2 separate regions of the Homo sapiens genome follow, and region 1 is linked to region 2. Evidence: read pairs that join two places in POLR2A ChIA-PET (ENCODE). Cell type or tissue: PC-9. All regions are shown on one strand. Each heading gives the region's core, and the rest is flanking DNA. Links, peaks and the distances in the headings are about the cores only. Region 1 overlaps ZBTB49 (zinc finger and BTB domain containing 49). Region 2 overlaps OTOP1 (otopetrin 1).

The links. ChIA-PET counts read pairs that join two places held together with the same protein. Peaks named below come from ENCODE experiments on the same cell type or tissue, not always from the same donor. Only the 100,000 strongest peaks of a DNase experiment are listed, where the experiment ranks them.
Region 1: POLR2A ChIA-PET joins it to region 2 with 14 read pairs; 2 of 35 experiments call an interaction of 5 or more read pairs at or near these places.

What each region holds. Positions count from the first base shown.
Region 1 is chr4:4,301,414-4,304,327 of GRCh38, forward strand. ZBTB49 (zinc finger and BTB domain containing 49) reads left to right here. Exons shown (of 8, transcript NM_145291.4): 3 at 576-1,678. Among named protein-coding and RNA genes, the nearest start is that of ZBTB49, 13 kb to the left of the region's middle. In PC-9, for the core only: no CTCF peak of the experiment used is centred there; no DNase peak of the experiment used is centred there.
Region 2 is chr4:4,223,808-4,226,721 of GRCh38, forward strand. OTOP1 (otopetrin 1) reads right to left here. Exons shown (of 6, transcript NM_177998.3): 1 at 2,655-2,914. Among named protein-coding and RNA genes, the nearest start is that of OTOP1, 1.7 kb to the right of the region's middle. RefSeq lists an enhancer at 2,252-2,872. In PC-9, for the core only: no CTCF peak of the experiment used is centred there; no DNase peak of the experiment used is centred there; H3K27me3 peaks cover 344 bases.

The DNA of each region.
Region 1 (2,914 bases), core at 302-2,801, 78 kb after region 2:
TTACAAAGGAATGTATGTGGAGGGTTGGTTTATTCTAGCTATTTTTTTTTAAGTTTTCTAGGCACTTAGATGTGGAAATATTTGTGTATATGGTTTATGGCCTAAAATATAATACTTGTCAGACTATGAAATAGTGAAAAGTATATATTATTTAATTTTGTGTACTCTATTAGTATGTATTTAATATATATGGATAATTACCTTTCGAAAAAATATTTAGAGCAATCTTTTATTTCTTAGATCATATTGGGAATTATCTTAGAAACTTCTTGATTTGTGGTTTATCAGTCATATAAATGTATGTAATTTTTTATTGTGTAAATTTGAGTATATTTCAAAATTTACTTTGAGATATATTTTGAAGTCTGCATACCCAATCCACCAATTTAATTCATCTGAATTATTTAGTTGGATGGTTTGCCAGGTTGTTTTAAAGGATTAAAATGTACTTATGTTAAAAGTTTTGACATTCACAGAAGGATAGTATTTTTTAATATTAATATATGAATGTTATTTATAAGAAAAAGATGGTGTGAATTTTTGGCACTGTAAACAGATATTCTTTCTTTTACCAGGAGCCTCTTTCAGAATTCTTCAAGCCAGAAGAATGATGTTTTTCACTTGGATGTTAAAAATGTCAGTGGCATAGGGCAGATCCTGGACTTCATGTACACTTCTCATCTAGATCTTAACCAGGACAATATACAAGTAATGCTGGACACAGCACAGTGTTTGCAAGTTCAAAATGTTCTGAGTCTGTGTCACACATTTTTAAAATCAGCCACTGTAGTACAGCCACCTGGCATGCCTTGTAATAGTACATTGTCTCTACAAAGCACCCTGACCCCAGATGCCACTTGTGTTATCAGTGAAAACTACCCCCCTCATTTACTGCAGGAATGTTCAGCAGATGCACAGCAGAACAAAACGTTGGATGAATCGCATCCGCATGCTTCACCATCAGTTAATCGTCATCACTCCGCAGGTGAAATCTCAAAACAAGCTCCTGATACTTCAGATGGCAGCTGCACAGAACTGCCTTTCAAACAGCCAAATTACTATTACAAACTCAGAAACTTTTACAGTAAGCAGTACCATAAACACGCAGCTGGTCCCAGTCAGGAGAGAGTTGTTGAGCAGCCTTTTGCTTTCAGCACCTCTACAGACCTTACCACGGTAGAGAGCCAGCCTTGTGCCGTCAGTCATTCTGAATGCATCCTGGAGTCTCCCGAGCACTTACCTTCCAACTTCCTGGCCCAGCCTGTGAATGACTCTGCCCCACACCCTGAGTCAGACGCCACATGCCAACAACCTGTCAAGCAGATGAGGCTCAAAAAGGCCATTCATCTGAAGAAGCTCAATTTCCTGAAGTCACAGAAATACGCAGAGCAAGTATCTGAACCCAAGTCAGATGATGGTTTGACAAAGAGGTTGGAATCTGCTAGTAAAAATACCCTAGAGAAAGCTAGCAGCCAAAGTGCTGAAGAAAAAGAAAGTGAAGAAGTCGTCAGTTGTGAGAATTTTAATTGCATTAGTGAGACGGAGAGGCCTGAAGACCCGGCTGCCCTGGAAGACCAGTCCCAGACACTTCAGTCCCAGAGACAATACGCGTGTGAATTATGCGGGAAACCTTTTAAACACCCAAGCAACTTGGAGCTTCACAAACGGTCTCATACAGGTAACTGATTCAGTACCCACAGGCAGAAGGGAAGGACGTAATGCGGATGCTCAGACACCACTGGCTCTTCTTGTTTTTGTAAGAAGTTTTGCTGTTGTTTGATGTCATTGATGATTTTAAACAAAATAAGGGGGATTAACTACTTTTTGTTTTATATTTTTGGTGATGCATCTGACTTAAAGTTTTGTAAATGGTTTTATAAAGTCACTTTAAAAAGGTGCATACTTTTAATTTTTATTTCAACTACATTTTTATATGACAAGCCATCTGTCTCTAAAGAAAGTATAGTAATTTTGGTGCACCCAGAATTTCAAATTAATTCTAAAATGGATAAGCTATATTTAGTTGTCTTTTTAGAATTAGATTAAGCTTATTTTTTGAAAGCATCATATAGGTTAATTTAGACTAACCTAATATACTTTGAATGATTCTACAAGTTCTCTTGGAAGGAATTTGAGTGTCTAATTTTTAAAATTCTAATTTGGGAGTCAGGAAGTAAACTTTTTAATAAGAATCAGCTTTAACCATTTGATATTCTCAAAAGAAAATTCTTCCAATTTAAACATTGAATTTTCAAAGTTTTGTTATCTTAATTCATGCCTCTTTCTCTTTCCCAAAAGATTTTTTTAAGGTATTCTCTCTCTCTCTCTCTCTCTCTCTCTCTCTCTCTGTGTGTGTGTCTCTCTCTCTCTCTATATATATATCTCCACACACACACATTATGTTATACAATACATATATATTACTTTTCTTCCTATAATTAAACATGAGTTTAATAGCACATTACAGATGAACAACAATTACCTTATAGGCATGAGAAGTAACATGCAACAGGATGCTTCCACAGCAGCTGCTTTTACGGTGTTTGTGTAATTGTGTTTGTTGATGTGACCTTCTGTTATCACTATGGATTCACAGTTTGCATTTTACGACCTTGTATTATTGGGAGATTTCTTTGATAATTGTGAAGGCCCTTTATACATTTTAGTGCATTTGAATATAAAGTACTGTTATTATCACTAGTAGTTCAAAATTATTCCACGTGAAGGCAATATCACAGACTTAGTTTTGCCCTGAAAAAACTTTAGATGATTCTGTTTGCCTAAATCTCCTACAGCCTAATGATTACTGCAATTTTTTTTTTTTTTTTTTGAGACAGAGTTTCGCTCTGTTGCCCAGACTGGAGTGCAGTGGCACAATCTCGGCTCACTGCAACCTCTGCCTCCTGGGTTCAAT
Region 2 (2,914 bases), core at 170-2,669:
CAGGAGAATCACTTGAACCCAGGAAGTGGAGGTCGCAGTGACCCATGACTCCAGCCTTGGCAACAGAGTGAGATTCCATCTCAAAAACAAAAACAAAAACAAAAACAGCAGGGGAGAGAGGAAGAGAGGAAGGAAGAGAAAGAGAGGAGAGAGAGAGGGAAGAGGGACAGTGGAGAGAAGGATGGAGGAAGGAAGAGAGGAAGGAAAGATGAAGGAGGAGAAGAGAGAAAGAAAATGAGGAAAAAAATAAGGAAAGGGAGGCCAGGCATGGTGGCTCACACCTGTAATCCCAGCACTTTGGGAGGCTGAGGCAGGCAGATCACGAGGTCAGGAGTTTGAGACCAGTCTGGCCAACATGATGAAACCCCGTCTCTACTAAAGATACAAAAAATAGCTGGGCATAGTTGCAGGCGCCTATAATCCCAGCTACTTGGGAGGCTGAGGCAGGAGAATCGTTTGAACCCGGGAGGTGGAGGTTGCAGTGAGCCGAGATCGCACCATTGCACTCCAGCCTGGGCGACAGGGCAAGACTCCATCTCAAAAAAAAAAAATAAAGAAGGAAAGGCAGAGAGGAGGGAAGGCGAGGGAATAGGGAGGGAGGGAGGAGGAAGAAAGGAAAGGAGAAGGAGGGAAGGAAGAAGGGAGAAAAAAGGATGGAGGAGAGAAAGAAGGAACAAAAAAGGGGCTTTGACTATAGGAAAACACAGGTAAAGGCTCATGTGTATAATACTTTTTAGCCTGTGTAAGTCAATATCCTAAAATAACACTTTGTGCCTTGTTTTAAATAGCACCAGATTCACTGTCATTCACAGAGTCACAAAACCATTAACTTCCCTAAAACAACCATTTTCAGAACAGGAATTTGGGCCACGCTGCAATGGTGTCAAATTTCCCCAAAAGCAAGATGAACTAGATCCAGTCCCTGAGCCTAAGAAGTCTAAAATCTCTTCTGGATGGTAAGGCTAATATCCAACAGTCATAATACAAGGCAGAAACGGACAAGGACCAAAAGAGCTTTACAGAAAGGGGGCCATGGTGGCCCATAGAAGTGAGGAGTAATTCCTGCCAGGCATTTGTGAAGAAGGTGGCATCTGGCCAGGACCTTTGAAAGAAATGTGGAAAGGAGGCCTAGTGTGTGCTGGGCAGCCACCTCATCAGTCACTGGATCTTATCCAGTTTGAGATCCCCATTCTACAGATGCTGAAACCAGGGTTCAGGGTAAGGAAGGCAATCAGGTAACTTGCCCAAGGTCATGCATGCAAGGAACACGGAAGCCCCACTCTAATGGAGATTTAAATTCAGGTCTAATATGAGAGTCCAAGTGGCAATGTGTGATGTGCCTGGACCACGTGGTGTGAAATGCACTTGGCCTCTCCTGGGAAGGTTACTCAGACAGAAGCTTTCTTCACAAGCATGCTCCCCATGGCCTCCTCCCTTTCACCTGCACCATGTCTGTCTCCCATTCAAGACTGGCAGCCCCAGCCAGGCACAGTGGTTCATGCCTGTGATCCCAGCATTTTGGGAGGCCAAGGCAGGAGGATCCCTGGAGGCCAGGAGTTTGAGAAAAGGAGACAACACAACGAGGCCCTATCTGTACAAAATATAACAAAACTTAGCTGGGCAAGGCCATGTGTGTCTATAGTTCCAGCTATTCAGGAGGCTGAAGTGGGAGGATTGCTTGAGCCCAGGAGGAAGAGGCTGTAGTGAGCTGTGATTGTGCCACTGCACTCCAGCCTGGGAGATAGAGCAACATTGTCTCAAAAAAAAAAAAAAAAATGTGGCAGCCCCTTGAGGAAGAAAGAGCTCCTATCTTGACAATTTCAGCCAATGCCTGTGAGTACCAGCAGGAGCCTCTATCCCTCTTTGCCCCACCCTGCATCCACGCATTCATTATTTCATTCATACCCCCTCATTTTCTCAACACCCACTTCGTGCCAGGCCCTGAGGTGGCTCTAGGACCGAGAGACAGGGATCACAGAGCTCCCCAGTGGAGTGGAGGGTACAGACATGTTGACAAGAACACTGGAGCCCAGTGCGGGCTGGGGGCATGTGGTCAGACCTGCAAAGCCGGGAGGAGAAGGGGGTCGGAGAAGCTTCGCGGGGAGAATGGGGTGAGGCCTGAGCCCTGTCTCGGAAAGCAGAGGGGCAGGTGGGAAAGTGGAAAAGACATTCCTGGAGGAGAGAACCGAAGGTGCCGAATGTGCAGAGGCAGAGGTCCTGCGATGGGCGAGAAAGTTCGCGAGAATGACCCCAGCACAGGATGAGAACAAAGGAGGGGATCAAAGGAAACGGGCCCTCGGGGGCCGAGTGCTAGAAGGCTCTGAGTGTCAGGAGAGGGAGCGTGGCCTCCATCATGGGGTCAGTAGGGCCACTGCATGGCTTTAAGTCAGGGAAGGACAAGAGAGGTTTCTGTAACTGTGGCTGTAATGATGGAAGCGTCTGGAGGCGGAGAGGAGGCTCCTGCGGCGACCCAAGCTTCAGAGAGAGAGAGAGGAAAGGAAGGGCAGACAGGAAAGCTAGGAAAGATGCACAGAGAGACCAAGGCAGAAAAGGCTGAAGGGAAGACGGCAGCGGTAGGAAGGGCGCAGAGCAGCCTCAGGATGCAGCCAGCGGGCGAGGAGGCGGAGACCCGCTCGCCCGGCGCCTGGACTCACCGCGCAGCCAGCCGGCACCCGCGTGCGTGTCCTTGAGGCGGAAGAGGCGGCGGTGCGCGGAGCTGCGGCCCACGTACCACAGCATCCACAGCAGCTGCAGCAGCATGAGCGCCGTCAGGAAGCACAGCAGGTCGCTCTTGCTCACGCCCGCGGCGTGCACGGCCCAGGCCAGCAGCAGCAGCAGCCCCGCCACGAACACGATCAGCCCATACTGGCTGCTCAGCATCTCGGCCAGTTTCTGTGGGACGCTGGCGCGCACA